Regions from separate parts of the Homo sapiens genome. Here regions 1 and 2 are each linked to region 3. A link is a loop called in an ENCODE intact Hi-C map of the cell type or tissue named here. Cell type or tissue: ascending aorta. All regions are shown on one strand. Each heading gives the region's core, and the rest is flanking DNA. Links, peaks and the distances in the headings are about the cores only.

What was found. A loop is a pair of places that touch in the nucleus more often than their neighbours do. Peaks named below come from ENCODE experiments on the same cell type or tissue, not always from the same donor. Only the 100,000 strongest peaks of a DNase experiment are listed, where the experiment ranks them.
Region 1: it touches region 3 in a loop (5-fold over the local background); 23 of 110 quality-filtered maps call a loop at or near these places.
Region 2: it touches region 3 in a loop (2.6-fold over the local background); 5 of 110 quality-filtered maps call a loop at or near these places.

The regions. Positions count from the first base shown.
Region 1 is chr11:18,719,895-18,727,913 of GRCh38, forward strand. IGSF22 (immunoglobulin superfamily member 22) reads right to left here and starts at 6,294. Exons shown (of 23, transcript NM_173588.4): 1 at 6,180-6,294; 2 at 4,234-4,375; 3 at 2,016-2,147; 4 at 1,641-1,777; 5 at 292-391; 6 at 170-209. The coding sequence starts at 4,342. The region is part of intron 2 of IGSF22-AS1 (IGSF22 antisense RNA 1); the gene reads left to right. RefSeq lists an enhancer at 1,737-1,926. In ascending aorta, for the core only: a CTCF peak has its summit at 2,338; DNase peaks (open chromatin) are centred at 998, 1,357, 1,867 and 2,297; H3K4me3 peaks cover 1,967 bases; H3K27ac peaks cover 1,910 bases.
Region 2 is chr11:18,311,535-18,316,534 of GRCh38, forward strand. HPS5 (HPS5 biogenesis of lysosomal organelles complex 2 subunit 2) reads right to left here. Exons shown (of 23, transcript NM_181507.2): 3 at 380-490. Among named protein-coding and RNA genes, the nearest start is that of HPS5, 8.1 kb to the right of the region's middle. In ascending aorta, for the core only: no CTCF peak of the experiment used is centred there; a DNase peak (open chromatin) is centred at 2,718; H3K4me3 peaks cover 1,693 bases; H3K27ac peaks cover 4,593 bases.
Region 3 is chr11:18,586,282-18,594,122 of GRCh38, forward strand. UEVLD (UEV and lactate/malate dehyrogenase domains) reads right to left here and starts at 2,453. Exons shown (of 12, transcript NM_001040697.4): 1 at 2,332-2,453. The coding sequence starts at 2,373. LOC112268073 (a long non-coding RNA gene) reads right to left here. Exons shown (of 4, transcript XR_002957242.2): 3 at 4,255-4,560; 4 at 3,812-3,999. RefSeq lists enhancers at 1,501-1,610, 2,011-2,160, 2,201-2,260, 2,321-2,615, 2,521-2,570. In ascending aorta, for the core only: no CTCF peak of the experiment used is centred there; a DNase peak (open chromatin) is centred at 2,490; H3K4me3 peaks cover 2,544 bases; H3K27ac peaks cover 1,610 bases.

The sequences.
Region 1 (8,019 bases), core at 1-5,000, 130 kb after region 3:
TAGGAGAAGGAGGAAGGGACTAAGCTTGTACACAATGCCTCTCCAACCTTGAGAAACCCCTCCCTACTCCATGGATTCTTGGAACTCAGGGCCTTGTTGAGAGGCCTTTGAGAGGCTTTGGCCTGGATGAGGAGACAATATCTTGGGCAGAAGGACCTGCCAGCCTCACCTCTTCTTCAGCATCTTTTTGAAGTCCATTTTCTCTTGACCTGAGGATAGACAGAGGGACAGGTTCAGACAGGGGGAGTCTGGTCCCTAAGAAGAAAGGCCAAGAGGAAGGGGCCAACTCACCTTCTGTTACCAGCAGAGATACGGTATAGATGGCATCTGCATGGTCATTGCTTGCAATGCACTTATAGTTGTCAGAGTCATCCGAAGTCAGTGGCTCCAGCTGGATCAAAGTCCGGCCATTAGTGGGGGAAGGAAAAGGAACCACAGGGAGACTTTCTGTCAGATAAGGTAGGAGGCCTTTTTTTTTTTTAGGGGACAATAGGAACTGACTGTTGGGTATATGTGTGGAGGATTGAGCAGCCTGTATGATTTGGAGGTACCAGCTAGCAGTCAGTGTGAGTATGCATGTTTGTAGCCTGATTCCATAGCAATAAAACTGTCTGCTTCTCCATCGGACTCTCCCCCTTGGCTGTGAGCTCCCAGAAGGCAGGGCTTCCCCTGCCTTGTAACTCTATCTGCAGTTTCTGGCATCATCTGGCTGAGACTTCATTTAATACAATTTACTCCTCTGTACCAGACACTGGGCTGAGCCCCAGAAGGAACAGTGGTGAGTAAGGCTGACTTGATGCCCGTCTGCATGGTGCTTGCAGAAGCCTGCTAGGCTCTCAGAAGCCAAGGCTCTCAGAAAGTGTCTGCTGAATGAATGAGCTTGTGTAAGAGGTGGCCATCAGGGGGACTGGGGCAGCTCGTGTGTGCTGTGGGGGGCTTAGGGTCCAGTGATGATGGGTCTTTGGGAGCAGACTACTTCTGTCTGTGGGGAAAAAAGGAGGCTCTTTGCCTTTCACAACGGGAAATCGGGTCAGGACCCGAGTGATTATAGGATCATAAGTAATTATAGGCCTAGATCTCCCCGTGATCCATCCCTCCCTTTCCTCGAAGGGCCTGGAGCCAGGGGTTACAGCTGGGTAGGCCCAGCTCTCAGAAAGTGATCCAGAAGCTGGTTAGACCTAAGGATGGTCGGTCCTTGGGGAGGGTTCAGCTGAAGAGCCCGGAGCCCCTGACCCTCACCCCTACTCTACGGCGAGTCCCTCCGGCACCTCGCCACCCACAATGGTCCCGCCCTCCATGGCTACGCCCACCGTCTTGGTCCCGCGTTCCTTTTGGCTCACTCGCCTTGTGGACACGCCCCTTCGCTTCCATTGCGTCCCGCCCCGCCACGTTCTGGCTCTGCCCCTGCTCTGCTCTGCCCCGGGGGTACTTTGGGTCCTCTGCTCATTCCGGCAATATCCCGGTTCCTGACTCGGCCTCTCTTATCCTGCCGCGCCTCTCGGGCAATGACAGCTGCTTTTCCCACTGCCCGGCTCTCGGGCCGCCGTTAAGGCTCTCATCGGTGAGAAGACTGGCGGCCCGCCCTGGGGGTCCCTGCCTCTGGCCTTCTCGGTAACTGGACTTGGGCTTGGCCCCCGCACCTTCAGCACGTGTTCCTTGTTAATGCTGTCGTAGAATATCTTGGCGGACTCCTTGATGGGGATGCCGCTCTCCCTCTTCCAGGAGATGTGGGGTTTGGCGTTCCCCTGCACCCGGGCTCGGAACACGGCTTTGTCCCCTGCGATGAGCACAGGACGCGTTTTCGCCTCTTAGCCACCAGGCTAGAGCCTCTGCCACCCTCTGCCGGCTCTCTGCCTCCTCCCAGACACCTGGGCCTGGCCCCGGGCAGGGGAGGAACCCTCGGCCAGGCTCTGCCAGGGTTTAGCATTGGAGGTCGTTGGGGTAGGACGGAGGGTGGGGGCACTCGATTAGAAAGCGAAGCACTGGAGCCCGGTGAGCCACAGGCAGCAACACACCCTCGGGCGCGGTGACCGGTTGAGGCTTCTCCACGAACTCAGGGACGCTGTCGCCCGCAGGGATGTTTGAGCTCCGGGTCACTAAGCTGAAGAACTCCACTATGCTCGAGGACTTCCTCCTCACGACCTCCTCTGTGGGGGCAGGCGAGAGGTCAGAATGGGCTCCAGGTAGAAGCCCAGCTCGCGATGGGAGGACAGAGCTTTCTTGAGAGGACGGTGGAGCATGGGAACAAAGAGCATTTAGGGAAGTGGGAGCAGGACCAGCTACATGGGGAGAAAGCAGGGTGAGTCGATGGGCCATTGTGTTATGGCAAGTTTCAACCACTAGGGGAGGCGAACTCCTTTCCCACACCTCAGTGGTCCATTACCTTTATGGGGCCACAGCCCTGAGTCCTAATTTTTTTTTTTAAAGGAGGCTTCTCTTTTGGAATTTTCTTGGTCTCTTAGGCTTCTCTCCTGGAAGTCCTGGTCCCCCAGTAGCATTAAGAGGGGCTAGGCCTGCTTCTGCCTGGGAGGTCTGCAGCTTGGCTGAGCTCTGCTCTAGATTTTCTCCCTGCCATTCTGTGGGTTCAGCATTCATTGCCTTGGGAGTAGTGATTCTTGAGTGAGGGACAGGACACGACACAGTCCCACTCCAGTGGAGCTATATATGGGAATATCCTTATCTGAAAGCACATCTTCAATGTGGAAATATAATTTTATATTTGGAAAACAAAAAAAACTGTTTTTGCAGTATAAAACTACAGACAATCTTCTTGGCTGGTGAGTTATCAATTCACAACAATTGCTCTGAATCATGGAACACTTTCCTTGAGTCAGGAACTGTGCTAGGCACATATCAGAGATGATTTTATTCCATCTTCACAGCATCCCACTGAAGTAGGTGCCTTTATTATCCCACTAATCTGACAGAGGGGGAAAAGTGTGTTAAGAAGCTCTCATGGCCTGCTTTTAAATACTAACAAGAGGTCTCAAACAGGCAGAGTGCAGTGGACACCTGGCCTGCAGATGTCTTTTATGTGACCTCCACAATGTTTAAACAAAAAAGTAGCCCTACATCTGAAAGAGAAAGATTTCACATAAAAATTCAGATTTCTGGATTCTCAACACTGAACCTGTATTCCCATATGGCAACAGTCAGTGGGAGGTGAATAGTGGCTGCCCCTTTAGATGGGATATACAGTCTCTAGTTTACCCCAGTCTTTTCCCCACATTTATGTTCCCTGCCTGGGCCCTGTTGGTCAGTGGTCTACAGCTTTGGCTGCACATATATAATCCATGGAGAACTTTATAAGAAATACCTGATTGAATGGTCTGGGGTGAGACTCAGGTACTGCCATATTTTTGCCCTCCTCACACCCCCTGCACTAAGGTGACTCTGATGTGCGGCCACAGCAGAGAATCACTGCTGTAAATCACTTGAGTTTGGAACTTCTGGTCTAGACCATAGGCCTTGAGTCCCAGCTGTTCCACTTGCTCTGCCTCACTGGCCAGGAGGTGTTGGTTGGTATAGAGTGTTTATCTGGCCTTGACCTCTGTGCACGGAGGACTTTGAGGGACTCTATCCCTTTGAGGCTTTGAGGGAGGGGCAATGACTGTGAGAAGGGGTATCCAATGTCTTGGCCCCCGGCCATCTTTTAATCTCTTTCCACTAGAGACGTGACTAAAACACTCTGTTCAGCTCTGAGACCATTTCTCAGCTTTCCCTTGGATCTGCCCTCTTCCAAGTCTGGCCCCAGAGGGCTAAAAGCCTGGAAGGTAAGGTCACCTTCTTGTTTATGTGTTCACCTTCTTTCTCCACTGGTAGCCCCAAGTCTCCTATTTCTTAAGTGGAGCAGGGTCAGCATTACTGATATGTAGATAAGGTGGCTACCTTCCTAATTTCCCCTATGCCTGAAATTCTACCTTTGGAGATAGAATCTGTTCACCTATGGCTCTGATCTCCTTCAGCAATTAAGAGTTTATCAATCATTCACACACATCCACATGATTGATCTTTTCTAAGCTGTTTTCCTGGAGATCTGATCTGTGTTGAACATCCAGCTGGCTGAAGCTTTAACAAAGCCAAGATTAGAAGCACACGTTGGGTGGGGGTTGCTGTTGGTATTGTGGGCTCCAGAGGGGCCCATTAGTGGCAAAACTGGGGCCACCCAAGGGATGGGTGTGGAGGAAGAATAGCTGCCCTTCCCGATCCCTTCCCTGCCCCCATTCCACTTGCCTCCCACGATCTTGGTTGTCTGGGAGAAGGTCTGCACGTGGGTGGTGGAGCTGGAGAACTCCATGGACACGTGCTCCTGCAGCATCTGCCGGCTGTGAATGGTTGTCATGGTGACAGCAGGCGTGGGCACTCACCTGTGAGACTGGGGAAGAGGATGAGGCCATGAAGGACAAGACAGGGAGTAGGAGGGAGATTCAGAGATGTTATGTGTGTGTTCAGACATAAGAGGAGATGGAAGCACACAGGAGAGGGCCAGGAGAGCAGTCGAGCTCTCTTTTCTTCATTTCCTAGCTTCCTTTTCCTGGTTAGTTACCAGACCCAATAGGCCTGTCCTCTCACTGAGTAACTCCAAACTATTCCAGGGTCTCAGAGGGAGAGGTTATAGGGCTTAGACTTACCCAGCCAACCAAGTAAGGCCTGGAGGGAGTTGAGGATACCTATTGATAGCTACATGGCACTAAGGAGGCAGTGCTGGATGTTTCATCAGGAGGGAATGCAGTCAGACCTAAGAAAGAACTTCCTGACTAAGCCATACTGGAGTGGGCTTTAGAAGGAAGCTGTGTCTCTTATTCCTGGGCCCTGGGGACCCCGGCACTGGTGGAATGCTAAAACAGATGACAAAACATCACTACAATTCTGCTTGTGTTTGCGACATGGTAAAGGCAAAGGTTTAGTTTTTCTTACATTTTTCTTTGAACTGGTAATTCAATCACATAGTTAAAGAATAAAACAATATAAAAATCCATATGGACAGGCTCCCTCCCACTCCTGCGTCTATCTTACAACCTTCCCCATTGCAACAGGTAGCCAGTCTCTAGGCTCCTTCTAGACCTCCATCATGCAAATAGGAAAACTCATGTGTTCTTATCATCTTCCTTTTTTTTTTTTAATTAAAAAAGCACATAAGGTAGCCCATTATACACACTATTCTGACCCTTTCTTTTTTCATTTAATGTGTCTTGGAGATTTTTTCCATACCAGATGATAGCGTTTCCTCATTCCTGTTCAGAGCACCATGTTTTCTCAATGTTTTATTTAACCAGCATTGCGGTTTTTTTTGGGTGATCTCGGCTCATTGCAACCTCCTCCTCTCGAATTCAAGCCATTCTCCTGCCTCAGCCTCCCCAGCAGCTGGGTTTACAGGCACGTGCCACCATGCCCAGCTAATTTTTGTGTTTTCAGTAGAGACAGGGTTTCATCTTGTTGGCCAGGCTGGTCTCAAACTCCTAGCCTCGATTGATCCGCCTGCCTTGGCCTCCCAAAGTGCTGGGATTATAGGTGTGAGCCACTGCATGTGGCCAGCATTGCAGTTTTTTTGTTTTTGTTTTTTTGAGACAGAGTCTTGCTCTGTTGCCCAGGCTGGAGTGCAGTGGCACGATCTTGGCCCACGACAACCTCTGCCTCCCAGGTTCAAGCAATTCTCCTGCCTCAGGCTCCCGAGTAGCTGGGACTACAGGCACCCGCCATCACACCCGGCTAATTTTTTGTATTTTTAGTACAGATGGCGTTTCACTATGTTGGCCAGGCTAGTCTCGAATACCTGACCTCGTGATCCGCCCACCTCAGCCTCCCAAAGTGCTAGGATTACAGGCGTGAGCCACCGCGCCTGGCCCAGCATTGCAGTTTTTAAAGTCCTATTTCGTATATGAGGAAACTGATGTCTGAAAGAAATGACCTGTCCAAGGTCACTCAGACTAGACTCCTAGCTTTTGACTCCAGTCCAGTGGCGTCCCAGAGGGCTCCAAAGCCTTCTTTAACCCAGGTAGTTAGGGGTTAAACTCTATTCCCTCTCTCCACCCCCTAATATATCTCTGCCTGGGCTGCTTCTACCTTTGGGTTCTGAGACTACTCCCCTGTTCCTATTCCTGCCCTCTACCCTATAGTCCCCTCTGGGCTCAGAAGGTGGTCAGCTTTGTCCCCTTCCTGAGGGAGGAGGGGAGCCTTACCTTCAGCACTGACCAGTCCCTCCCAACACTCGAATGCTGTGTCCACGGCTTTGGAGGCTCAGCTAGTGCCTGGACTGTAGGGTGGCCCGTCTCCTTCTTCCTTTGCCCCAACAGTGAGGCTACCAGTGTCATCTGTTCCTTAAATGTCTGGCCCCCTGGGGGCGATTCCTTAGTCAGGCTCTGCAGCTGTCTCAGCTAGATGGCACACTGCTTGGTTGTGGGGGGAGGGGGAGGGCGGTGGAGAAGGGAGGCGGGAAGCAAAGCTGGATCCAGGCTGGGGGAAACACTGAAGGCCAGGCGGGAAGGAGGCTGAGGGTGGCAGTCCAGGGGTACTTTTTTTGTTCCCTTGTGGTACAGGTTTTGGCTCTCACTGCTGCTGGGTAGGACCTCTCTGAGCTGAGGGGCTCAGGGTAGTGTGTGTGCACAGGCACACACTCAGGTACAGGTGCATGCATAGTCCAGCAGGGCTCAGGGAGCAAAGCAACAGGTCTGTATTTTCCAGGGACTGGGACACGGTGAACTGGGGAGGGCCTCTGGGATCTGCTGCGTTGCTACACAAATCCAGGGGTTCCCATTCATGTTGCACTCCTATGTGTGGTTCATACACAGCCTGAGTATCTTTACAAGGCCACCCTGGGGAAGAACAGGGAAATGTTAGGTCTCCTTCCTCTTCCCACTTCAACAGCCCAATCTCCCTAATCTGGGTAGAAGAGTAGGAGGGCCCATCCTCCGGGGGTTGTGGGGAGGTCTCTGCTTGAGGGTGACTGGAGAGTATGGCCACCTCTTCTCAAGGACTTCCATCTGGGCTGCTTCAGCCACCTGTTGTTTTCTTTTCTTTTCTTTTTTTTGAGATGGAGTCTCTGTCACCCAGACTGGATGCAGTGGCACGATCTTGGCTCACTGCAACCTCTGCCTCCCAGGTTCAAGCGATTCTCCTGCCTCAGCCTCCTGAGTATCTGGGATTACAGGCGTGCACCGCTACGCCCGGCTAATTTTTGTATTTTTAGTAGAGATGGGGTTTCACCATGTTGGTCAGGCTGGTCTCGAACTCCTGACCTCATGATCTGCCACCCCTCGGCCTCCCAATGTGCTGGGATTACAGGCGTGAGCCACCGTGTCCAGCCCACCCTGTTGTTTTCTCATCATCTGTAGCACACCCCGCATGCCTGGACCCTGGATCCCACCCAAGGTTCTGGCACCTTGTAAGGACTTGTTGGTCAGCACCCTTGCCCTGGACCCCTCCTTCTGCCCTGGGGTGACCCCCACCTGCCAGCAGTGGCATCATGGCTACTTTTGCTCCATCCCAGGGGGGCAGGGGACAAGAATAGAGCAGGAGTGTCCAGGATGGCTCAGGATCTCAGCCCACATGCAGATTCCCTGGGCCCCTTGGGAGGAGCTACTCTGAGCCCAGGCCTTACAAGGGAAATTACTGGGCTGCAGCTGCTGTTGGGATCTGTGGAGCTAACATGGGATAAGAGTTTGGCCAACAGGGAGGGGCCTGGGTGTGACCTGAATGTCTCCTTACCCTAGCCTTGGCTTCTCTGGCACATCTGTTGGAAATGGTGACCTGCCAGCCACTGTGCCTTCCCTGGAAGCCTTCCACACCTGTCCTTGAGGCTCCCCATGGCCCAGAGCATGTGTCAGGGCCAGGGCTGAGGCTGTGTGAGAATCCTGCAGAATGTTCCCAGTTTGGCTTTACAAATTTGGACTCGCTCCATACTCCCAGTCTCCACAAGGGGCTCCAGTGAGCAGAAGGGCCAAGCTCACTGTGCTCATGCTGGGGAGGGGCACAAAGACCCAAGTACAGGAAGGAAGGCAGTGGAGGGGAGAGGCAAATCAC
Region 2 (5,000 bases), core at 1-5,000, 270 kb before region 3:
GAGTCTCGCTCTGTTGCCCAGGCTGGGGAGCAATGGTGCGATCTCGGCTCACTGCAACCTCCACTTCCTGGGTTCAAGCGATTCTCCTGCCTCCGCCTCCCAAGTAGCTGGGATTACAGGCACTCACCACCACGCCCAGCTAATTTTTGTGTTTTTAGTGGAGACGGGGTTTCACCATGTTGGCCAGGCTGGTCTCCAACTCCTGACCTCAGGTAATCCATCCGCCTTGGCCTCCCAAAATGCTGGGATTACAGGCGTGAGACACCGCACCAAGCCAAGTTCTACATTCTTTTATTCCAAATGATTATTTATATTGGAGAAATTTGCATTTATGAAAGAGACTCCAAATGGTGTATGACAGAGCTGCCCTTAATCTTACCCTGTGTGAAAGAAAAAGCCTGTGCTTCCAGCCTTCTTTCTGAATGAGATGGAGTCCTCCTCCTGAACTGCCCAAAGCCAACCATTTCCGAGACACAGCTATGCTCGTGCACTAAAAACATGTGAAGAGAAGTGTGAGATAATCACAGCTACTTAACCAAATAGACTATCCACTGAAAATAAATACTGAGGATTTATGCATCAGGCTCCTTCCCTCACTTTACCCTCTGCCCATATGGACACAATATGACACTTATTCTCTAGTTCTAGAATAGTAAAAAATACTGAAGAAAGAACATTTTGTTTTTAAACTTCTAAATGAATCTCACAAAGGCTGAATAGGCTCCATTGTATGAGTAATTTTCCCTTGGCAAACGCTGGCTGTTAAGACTTCATATTTTGTGTAATTTGGCTAGGTCATTCCAATGCTGACTACAACAATGGAAGACCAAGGAAGTTACCAGAAGATAAAGCAACCAGGTTAAATATTCGTTCATTTAAATCATTTCTAATCTGTACAAACACCACAAAACATCCACAAGTCTTAGGGTAGGTGAGACTCCATCAGAGAATGCAGTGGTCATGCCGTGCCCAATACCCCGTGGTAAAAGTTATTAGTTGATTGACTAAGAGACATTCCCAATCTTCTTCAATTTTGTTGCTTTTCACCATAGAAGTTGGAAAACCTAAATATTCACCTTCCCAGTTCCCTAGTTGCCAAGGGTTGTCATGTAACTCAATTCTAGCTAATAAGACCAAGGCTGCTGAGGCCTTGATGAAAGATGAAAGGCAGAGCCTGTAGAAAGCCTTTGCCCTTTGCCCCCACTTTCTTGAGATGTTAATGAGAACAGTAAGACTGGAGACAGGACACATATTGCAAAAGCAGCTAAAAGCTAACATATGTGCAATGGTAGAACAGGAAAAATGGGAGCCAGTTATATCATTGGGCCACTACACTAAACCCAGAACACTAACCTCCTATGAGATTATAAACATCTTTACCACGTAAGCTCCTATTAATATGTTACACCATACTGTAATTTGCAGCTGAAAAAATGTCTAACTGATATCAAGCCTCAAAATTGTTACTCATATTACTGTCTATCACTTCCTATTTTCCCTTTCCTCAGATGCTAGTATCTCCTTTAGGGCAGTAGCAAAAGTATAAAAATGAAATTACTTTGGTACTGGTTATGAAACTTTGTTTTTTACCACATCATTCCTGAGTTTAATCAAAATAACTCAGAGATTGAAGGAAGTACATAGTTCTTTGAATTCCAAGGACAATCAAAACACATACTTATTGAGGGAAAAAAAAAAATAGCTCAGGGCAGTCTGAGCTATGTGAAGTATGCAGGCCCAGACAGAAATGAATATGAGATATCAGTCATGCACCCACTCTCTGCACCCACGCCTGGGGGCAATTGTTTAAAGTAATTTTGTCACTGACTAGCTGTCTCACCTGTTACCTTCATGTCACTGAAATCTGTGATACAAAGAACAATGTATAGCCAATCAATAGTTTTTGTTATTTTAATATGAGTTTTTGCTAAACAACTCAGAATCTGCCTCTTCTTTTCCTTTAAAAATCCACTTGGGCTGGACAAGGTGGCTCATGCCTATAATCCCAACATTTTGGGAGGTCAGGATGTCGAGACCAGCCTGGGCAACAGAATAAGACTCCAGCCCTAATTTAAACATTTTTATTTTTAAGAAATCCAGGCCAGGCGCAGTGGCTCACGCCTGTAATCCCAACACTTTGGGAGGCCAAGGTGGGCGGATCACGAGGTTAGGAGATCGAGACCATCCTGGCCAATAAAGTGAAACCCCGTCTCTACTAAAAATACAAAAATTAGCTGGGTGTGGCAGTGCGTGCCTGTAATCCCAGCTACTTGGGAGGCTGAGGCAGTAGAATCACTTGAACCCAGGAAGTGGAGGTTGCAGTGAGCCAAGATTGCGCCACTGAACTCCAGCCTGGTGACAGAGCTAGACTCCGTCTCAAAAAAAAAAAAAAAGGCCGGGTGCGGTGGCTCATGCCTGTAATTCCAGCACTTTGGGAGGCCAAGGCAGAAGGACTCACTGAGCCCAGGAGTTTGAGACCAGCTACAGCAACATAATGAAACCCTATCTCTAAAAAATATATAAAAATTAGGCAGGCCATGTGGTGTGGTACATGCCTGTAGTCCCAGCTACTTGAGAGGCTGAGGCAAGAAGACTGCCTGACGCCAGTTCAAGGCTACAGTGCACTGCAGTGTGCTATGACTCAGCTATGATGCCTGTGAATAGCCACTGCACTCCAGCTTGGGCAACATAGTAAGACCGCATCCCCCCTCCCCCGACCAGCCGTCTCAAAAAATAATCCACCCAGCACTTTGGGAGGCCGAGGCGGGCGGATTACTTGAGGCCAGGTGTTCAAGACAAGCCTGGCCAACATGGCAAAACCCCGTCTCCACTAAAAATTCAAAAATTAGCCAGGCATGATGGTACACACCTGTAATCCTAGCCTCTCTGGTGGCTGAGGCATGAGAATCACTTGAACCCGGGAGGCAGAGTTTGCAGAGAGCTGAGATGGTGCCACTGTACTCCATCCTGGGCAACAGAGCAAGACTACATCTCAAAAATAAATAAATAAATAAATAAATAAATAAATAATCCACTTGTAACTGCTGCTAATCAAAGTGTATATTTAAAGCAACTTTTATCTATGTTCCCAGGTTGTAATCCTCAAGCTTGGCCCTAATAAACTGTCTGCTTATATTATTTTCGCCTTTGTCTGTTTTGTTTTCTGGGTTTTTTTATTCCTTTTGAGATAGGGTCTTGCTGTGTCACCCAGGCTGGAATGCAGTGGAGCTATCACAGCTCACTGTAGCCTCAACCTCCCTGGCTCAAGCAATGCTCCCAACTCAGCCTTCTGAGTAGCTGGGACCACAGATACCCACCACCACGTCCAGCTGATTTTTGTATTTTTTGTAAAGATGGGGTTTTGCCATATTTCCCAAGCGGTCTCAAACTCCTGAGCTCAACCAATCCTCCCACTTCTGCCTCCTAAATTGCTGGGATTACAGGCATGAGCCACCAAGCCAGGGCAGCTTCTTCCTCTTAGCTTCTTCCTCTTAGGTCGACATTCTGCCCAGAGCTAACTAACTTTTGCTTTTCTCCCTAAAACGAGGGTTACACCAGACTCCCTGTTTTGGAATGACCTTAGTATAACTACATGTTATTCAAAATGTAAAGGGGTTATTGGGGCTCAGCAACCAATACCCCAAAATAGGGAGCTTTGACATGCTGACAGTTCTTAGAAGCTGCCTCAAAACCAAAGTCCCTTTAACCTTGTCTCGTTTCCACCTCTCCACCAAGCACAGAGTGGGACTCTCTCCAGAGGAATTTCCTTATCTGACCAAGAAAGCTTCTTTCCAAAGTGGGCCAGGCTCAATGGCTCATGCCTGTAATCCCAGCACTTTGGGAGGAGGCAAGAGGATTGTCTGAGGCTAGGAGTTTGGGACGAGCCTGGCCAACATGGTGAAACTCTGTCTCTACGAAAAACACAAAAATTAGCCGGGCGTGGTGGCAGGTGCCTGTAATCCCAGCTACTCTGGAGGCTGAGGCACAAGACTCACTTGAACCCAGGAAGTGGAGGTTGCAGTAAGCCAAGATCGTGCCACTGCACTCCAGCCTAGGCAAGGGAGTGAAACTCTATCTTAAAAAAAAAAAAATAGAAAGAAAGAAAGAAAGAAAAAGAAAGCTTCCTTCCAAAAGAAATGCAATTGTCCTAAACCCTTTCCCTAAGGATCTCATCAAATAACCAGGAAAAATCAACAGACCGGGAGTCATCATCATGCCCAGATAGACTTTTCATTTATTCTTCTGAAGGTAGCTCCAAGAGTTTATCTGGGGGATTTTACCTGCATAAGTCAGATTGTTCCTATGCAGCTCCATCCCTCACCTTCCCATGTCTGCCTCCCACTTGCTAGGTCTATTCATTCTCCATAATGATTTATTGCCACTCAAAACAATCATCTACATTCTCCATATCCCCACTTCCCTATGAAAGAGGGTACACACAGCCAGGCATGGTGGCTCCCTCCTGTTATCCCAGTGCTTTAGGGAAGCCAAAGGCCAAGGCACATGATTGCTTGAGGCCAGGAGTTCGATGTTATCATGAGCTATGGTCTCACCACTGTACTCCAGCCTGGGCAACATAGCAAGACCCCATCTCTACAAAAACTTTAAAAATTAGCCTGGCATGGTATCGAGTATGTTTAGTCCCAGCTGCTCAGGAGGATGAGGCAAGAGAATTACTTGAACCCAGGAGTTTGAGGTTACAGTGAGCTAGGATCTCCCCATTGCACTTAGGCCTGAGCAACAGAGACAACCTGTTTCAAAAGAAGAAAAAAAAAAGAAAGAAAAGAAAATAAGATTTTATATGCCTTTTCTCCTATTAATCTTATTTTTAGTAGCTGATTTTTAGCAAACCTTCAGAAGATGAAGAGACAGTTTTCTCTTGGTCTTTGTGAGATATACTCATTTATACCATTTTATTTTCAATCAAATATATTACTTTCTGAGAGAAGACAGCAAGAACACTAACGGGGAAAAATGAAGCAAGTCAGTATCATGGTTTC
Region 3 (7,841 bases), core at 1-5,000:
TTGGGCCACTGTAACCTCCACCTCCCAGGTTCAAGTGATTCTCCTGCTTCAGCCTCCCGAGTAGATGGGATTACAGGAGCGGGCCACCACGCCTGGCTTATTTTTTTGTATTTTTAGTAGAGATGGGGTTTCACCATGTTGGACAGGCCGATCTCGAACTCCTGGCCGCAGGTGATCTACCCGCCTCGGTCTCCCAAAGTGCTGGAATTACAGACGTGAGCTACCGTGCCTGGCCTTACATTTATTTCTACTTTTTAGAGACACGGTCTCGTTCTGTCTCCCAGGCTGGCAAGCAGTGGCACAATCATAGCTCTCTGCATACTCAAACACCAGGGCTCAAGCTATTCTCCTGCCTCAGCCTCTCAAGTAGCGGGGACTACAGGCATGAGTAACTGTGCCTAGACTAAAATTATTTCTAGATATTAAACAATATTATTTGCAGACTGCAGTGAATGGTCAGGAAACTTCATATATTTGCTGCACTGACTTGTTTCTGATTGGTTTCCTTAATTTATACAGCCAACAAATACTTATTAATAATAAGCTACCCCAGCCTGGCCAATATGACGAAACCTCGTCGCTACTAAAAATACAAAAAAAATTAGCCGGGCTTGGTGGTGGGCGCCTGTAGTCCCAGCTACTCAGGATGCTAAGGCAGGAGAATCGCTTGAACCCAGGAGGCGGAGATGGCAGTGAGCAGAGATCGCGCCACTGCACTTCAACCTGGGTGACAGAGCGAGACTCCGTCTCAAAACAAACAGTAATAATAATAATAAGCTACCTATGTGCCAGACTCTATGCTATGCACTGATGGGGAAAAAAAAATCCTCTACTATTCTACTCTCACCCTTGAAAAAACCATTGTCTCTCTTCTTTTCCTTCATTCCAGTGCCACCAAAAATATGCTCTATGTTTGAATCTTAACTTGAACAATTCTTCCCATCGGACAATCCATCATCCTCTGCACATTAAAACTTGAATGGTTCTTTTAATTTCACATGCTCTGAAGAGGAGACAGAAAGGGTAGCATTATGATACTTCTCTTCCTACAAGATCTGCACCTGTCGCAGTAGATAAATTCATTCAAGTCACTTACATAAACAATTTCAATCTTAGGACTTCAAAACCTCCCACGGGTATGTAAACTGCCCCAACAAAGAAAGAGGCAAGTATAACAAAAATGGCATAAACTATGGTTTCTGCATTAGGAAGTCTTAAGAAGCATTAAGAATTATTTAAGGCCGGGTGCGGTGGTTCATACCTGTAATTCCACCACTTTGGGAGGCTCAGGCGAGTGGATCACTTGAGGTCAAGAGTTCGAGACCAGACTGGCCAACATGGTGAAAACCCATCTCTACTAAAATACAAAAATTAGCCAGGCATGGTGGCACGCGCCTGTAGTCCCAGCTACTTGGGAGGCTGAGGCACGAGAATCGGCTTGAACCCGGGAGGTGGAGGTTGCAGTGAGCCTAGATCGCACCACTGCACTCCAGCCTGGGGGACAGAGCAAGACTCTGTCAAAAAAAAAAACACAAAAAACAAAAAACCACCTTAACTAGGAAACTGGTGAAAACTAGTCTTCTTAACTAGAAAATTGGCGGGGATTCCCTCAGATTGTACACCGGAAACTCAGGCTAGTCAGGTCTCAGAAATATAGGTCAGATTTCTAGGTCGGCCCGCCTACTCCCCAGCCTTCCAACATTAAGATCTCTCCAGGGCCTTCAAGCTCTGTCTTCATCTCTAAATCTACTCAGGTCTTTCATTCACTGCACAGTTACTTAGTACCTATGGTGTTGTCAAACATAGTGGCTAGAGGAAGGGAATACAAAAGCACAATGTCTGCAGTCAAAGGGGCTCACAGCAAGATTACGGTTTGTAAATACATAATTACTCCACAATGTGATAATCGATATCTTTCAAAACAGAAGGGTTGATTCAATCTTACAGGGAGTGACTGAGTTGGGTCTTACAAAGGATGAGCTTTGCAATTCAAGAAAAAAGAAAAAAAAGGCAGACCATTTCAGCAGAGAGAAAGAGAGAAAGGCGTGGTTAGGCGTGTGCTGGGAGCTGTTTGAGGTCAGTGAAGCTGGGGGTATGAGGAGGGCTCGCACCAGGTGGAGGTTGGGAAACCTCAGAGTTGCGGGAGAAATCAGAATCCAGGTCCCCTCAGCCTCCCTGGGGCCGCGCCCCATAGCCGGTTTCAGACCAGCCGCCCCGGCTCCAAGCCCCACTACAAGCCGGGAAACGCAAAACGGAGGCAACCTGGCCAAAGGCAGAGGCACCCCCCGCAAGACCCTGAGGACCCAAACTGGCCCAGCGGACTGCCCGCACCTTGCCAAGCAGCCGTCTCAGGCCCTCGCAGTCGAACTCCATCTCCAGGCCGGTCCCGAGCTAGGTCCCAGGACTCCAGCCCCCGGACCTTCTTCCGGACTTGCTGCAGGACGGAAGCCGCTGAGGACCAAACTTCCCGGCGGTCCAAGGCCCCGCCCCTTCCCAGACTGGAAATTCCACCCGCATTCAACGCCCCGGGCTCAGCCGCGGCTGCGCCCGGAATCCGGGGCCTCTCCTTCGTGACCCCGGAGTGGGCAAGTGACGAGGGCACGGCCAGAAACGCATTGGCGTCAAGGAAACCACGACCCATCTTCCTGGAAGGAAACTTGGGGACACTTATGAAGAGAAGACTAGGAAGGACCGGAGTAGAAGCACTAAAGGAGGTAGAGGCAACACGCGGTGTTCTTGAAGAGTTTCCAGACAGATGTATTAAATTCCACAGTGTATCAGGAAAGAGCAAGACCGAAAATTGCAGTTGAATTTAGGAAGGAGGCGGTAATGGAACTTCAGAAGCAAAATTTCAGGGAGTAGAAAGGAAAAACAAAGTCAGGAGGAGCCTTGCCGGAGAAGCGGAGATAGGACAGCCCCAGCATGAGGGTGGCTTAGCACGGGGAGAGTGGTTGCTTTTTTTATTTTTTTTAGGGGTGCCATAACAATGTTGGTGGTCAAAGAGAGGAGAAATCCAGGTGAACAAATAGTTGGAAAACAAGAGAGGAGGGAGATGGGTGGATAAGGTCATCTGGAGAAGGTGGGTGAAGAAGAGATGCAGGATACAGTAATTTTCTGGCGTTGTTTGATCTCCTTGGCCCATGGCTGACTTACCTGCCCTGTATCCCTGGCCTGAGCCACTGAAGCGAAAAGTCCCAGGAGCTGGATATTGTAATTGTCAAGAGGTTGGACATATAGGAGAGAGATTGTATTTATAGGAAGATCTGAAGGGAGTGCTGCCCTGACTCAGGAGAAGAAGCTGAAAAGCTGGAAGGAACATTCATTCAGAAAGTTTTTGTTGAGCATCTACTACTTGCCAGCTATTTTTCCAGGTCTCAGGATACAGCCGTGAACAAAATACACTCAGATAGCTGATGTCTTAAGGGTGTCATTCCTTTATTAGCAGAGAGAGAGCAAAACAATAAATGTAATAAGTAAATTATTCAGCATGTCAGAAGGTTGATTACGTGTTGTGGAGAATAAATTCTGAAAAGGGTAGGGAGATTGGGGTAGGTCTCACTGAGGGGTGAGGGAGTAAGTGTTACGAATCCGAGTGCAGACAAAGCAGTAGCCTAAGGCATGTGCCCAGGGAGGCTCAACACAGCAAGGAGGCCAGTGTGGCTGGAGTAGAATGAAGTAAGATGGGAGTGGAGACAAGGAGGCTAAGTCAGGGAAATAAGACGGGGGAACAAGTGGTTTAGAGAAGTGAGTCTTCTAGTGTGAGCCCCAGATCTGCAGCCTCAGGTGCTGGGAGTTGTTAGAAATGCAGATGCTAAGACCTCAACCCCAGCTTTATTCAATCACAGGCTCTGGGGTTGGGGACCAGCAATTCTCTTTTAACAATTCTTCCAGATGATTCTGATGGGTGATGAAGTCCAAGAACCACTGTGGGACTTTGTAGACAATTGTAAGGACTCTGGCCTGTCCCTGCCCTCCAGCCAGAGACCATCAGGAACACACCTGTGCTTAAACAAGTTGAGTTCATTATTAATAGTTCTTGCAGTGAGGAAGCAGGTGTTGTGGAGGACCATTGGGACAGCTTGGTGAGGGTGAGAGAACCTATTATAGAATTTGGGCGATTTGCGGGAGGGCTCAAGAAAGCCAGGCTTCACCCTGGATTGGGTGCTGTCAGAAAGCAGGGACATTTCTGTGACTAGGTATCTGAATAAGTATTGTCTATAAGATGGACAGACTAGAGTGAGGATAAAGCTATACCTAGTAAAGAAGCAGCAGTCACTCATAATAGCAGAGAAGGACGTTTGGTATTTCATGGCTTGCACAGTGACCTTGCTCTCTTGTCTCTGCTTAGACACAATTTTGAAATGGCCTTGTTGTTGTGTCCCTTTTTTATAGTCTGACTGACCTTGTCTCATGTTGGTGTTCTGTGAGATTATGTCCCACAGAAGAATAACTGGGCCAAGCTGTGAGCATCAGGCCAGCTTCTAACAACCCTGAAGTCTAGCTGTGTCAGACCAGCTCTCAGATGTCAGGGCCTGCCTCTTCCTTTCTCAGGCTTTTAATCTGGGAGAAAGAGAAAGCCACTGGGAGGTTTCGAACAGAACAGTGACATGATCTGACTGAGCTTTAAAAAAATATTAATAACTCTGCAGTGTTGTGAAGAGGCAGTAGTGTCAGGCAAGAGTAGGCCAGAAGACAAGGTAGGAGGAAGATTACAGAGAAAAGCTGATAGAAGGGCTGTTAAGTGCATCTCAGCCAGATCTAACCAACCTTAAAACAGTAGAACTGCCAGGGGCTCCAAATTCTAATAGATCCTGCCAGAAATCCGTGGTATAAGGAAAAGATACCAGTTAGCAGCAAGGCCAGAGCAAGATTCTTCCATCTTTTATGAAAGAGCCTTTTATGAAAGAGGCCTTCCAACCAAACCAATTCTCTTCTGGTCTAGTCACTATGCACACTTTATGCCAGAGAGAGTGTGAGTGAGTGAGTGTGTGTGTGTGTATGTAGCATTTCCTTTGTGGAAGGTATACTGCTAAGAGTTTTATGTGCTTTATCTCCGTTCATCTTCATAAGACCCTATGACCTGGATAGAATTATTACCTCAATTTTACTGATAAGAAAATTGAGGTGTATTGTTATATTACCTATTTTACTTGTTTCTGAGGTTCTGTTGAATAAGAGATGTATTAATGATAGCTTTTGGGGGGAGAAGAAAACTACAAAATTAAACATACATACTGATTTTAACACACCTATTTGAAAAGAATGTAAATGTGAAATAGAGGATATGTATATAATTGTCTCCATTTTACAGATAGGGAAACCAAAGACTAAGGTTAAATTACTGCAGAAGATGATGTCAAAGACTGTCTTCCTAAACTACATGTTATAGTGCCTCTCACTGTGGGTGAAATTGTGATGACACTTTGTGATTAATAATAGTCTAGGAAATCAGCCAGGTGTGGTGGCTCATGCCTGTAATCCCAGCACTTTGGGATGCCCAGGCAGGCGTATCATCTGAGGTCAGGAGTTCGAGACCAGCCTGGCTAACATGGCGAAACCTCATCTCTGCTAAAAATACAAAAATTAGCTGGATGTGGCGGCAGGTGCCTTTCATCCCAGCTCTTTGGGAGGCTGAGGGAGGGAGAATTGCTTGAAGTTGGGAGGCAGAGGTTACAGTGAGCCGAGATCTTGCCACTGTATTCAGCCTGGGCAACAGAGTGAGATTCCATCAAAAAAAAAAAGGTCTACAAAGTCTGAATTATGTGCTTATATTGCTATGCAGTTACAAGAGAAAGGCTGTGTAGTACTGAAATTGGCTTTTTTTTTTAAGCCTCTCCCTTGACTTCCATCCTGACCACCAGGCTACCCTCATCTCCTGAAACTGGTGCTATTAGATCCTATAATCCAGTTAGGCTGAAACATTCACTCTTCCCCAAGTACATTGTCTTCTTCCTTGCCTCATACCTTAGTAGCTGCCAGGAGTGTTTTATTATACTTTTGTACCTGTCTACCTCCATCTCCACTCCTCTTTCTGTCCTCAGATACTGTAAGGCCCTGGCAAATAGGGGTTGAATCTCATTCATCTCTATATTCCCAGTGCCTAGCATAATTATTTATGCATATATTCCTTCTTATATGTAGAAAGCCAGATATAAAGAACCTGCAGTGGAAAGTTTGCAGAATGAATGAACGTATAAGGTGATCAATGCCTTAAGGAGAAGAAGGTATAGTGTACTAGTTCTCAGCCTTATCTGGGCTTCAGACTTTTTTTTAAAACGTCTGTTGAGACCGGGCTCAGTGGCCCACTCCTGTAATCCCAACACTCTGGGGCTAAGACAGGAGGATCACTTCGGCCCAGGAGTTTGAGACCAGTCTGTTTTGTAGACCCAACTCTACAAAAAATTTAAAAATTAGCCGGGCATGGTGGTGCACACCTGTAATCCCAGCTACTTGGGAAACTAGAGCAGGAGGATCTCTTGCGCCCAGGGGGCTGAGGCTGCACTGAGCTGTGTTTGTGCCACTGCATTCCAGCCTGGGTGACAGAGCAAGATCGTGTCTCAAAAAAAAATCTGTTGAAGATATAGACCTGTCCCTGTATACATACTCATGTATACAGTTTGTTTTGTGTCCAGTTTCTGGAATGTTTGTAGATTTACTGAAGTCTGCTAGACCCCAAGTGTCGTTGGTGGGATCATAATTTGCTACAACCTTTGGGCAGAGTAGTCTTGGACCTTTGACCCCATAATGCCACATTGGGAATCTGTCTTACAGAAATAAAAGTACTCAGGATATATGTACAAAGATGTTAATAATGTTAAAAGGGGCAAAAATGTCCCAAACTAAGAAATGGGAAAAGTGTATATGCTGCATCTTTGTAAGTTTTAGAAAAAACACAAAAATGGCTTGTTTAAAATTAGAGCTTGTTTTTTTTTTTTTTTGGTGCTGTACTTCTGATCTCTCTTTATACCCTTTGTTGCTTTCATGATTATTGGCCCTAGCAGACATATTAGGGGACAAAACCTTGTTATTCCAGATATCACACATATATGTATTCTTATCATATACTTCTTTTTTTTTTTTTTTTTTGAGATGGAGTCTTGCTCTGTCGCCCAGGCTAGAGTGCAGTGGCACAATCTTGGCTCACTGCAACGTCTGCCTCCTGGGTTCAAGTGATTCTCCTGTTGTAGCCTCCCGAGAAGCTGAGATTACAGGTGTGCACCACCATACCTGGCTAATTTTTGAATTTTTAGTAGAAACAGGATTTCACCATGTTGGTCAGGCTGGTCTCGAACTCCTGACCTCAGGTGATCCACCCACCTCTGCCTCCCAAAGTGCTAGGATTACAGGAGTGAGCCACCGCACCTGGCCTATCATATACTTCTTAAATGTATAGAACTTAACTGTTGTGTTCATTGACAGCAATTTTGTATCTCAGGTCATTCTTCCTGAAATATCCTTTGTAACAACCTATGTTTTTATGATATTGTGAATTAAAACTGCAATTTTTCTTAAGCTAATTCTTTTTGTAAGGATTTTATTTTATTTTATTTTATTTTATTATTTTTTGAGACAGAGTCTCCTCTGTCGCCCAGGCTGGAGTGCAGTGCTGCAGTCTCTGCTTATTTCAACCTCTGCCTCCCAGGTTCAAGCAATTCTCATGCCTTCACCTCCTGAGTAGCTGGGATTACAGGCACCCGCCACCATGCCCAGCTAATTTTTTGTATATTTAGTAGAGATGGGGTTTCACCATGTTTGCCAGGCTGATCTCGAACTCCTGGCCTCAGGTGATCCACCTGCCTCCTCCTCCCAGAGTGCTGAGATTACAGGCCTAAGCCACTGCA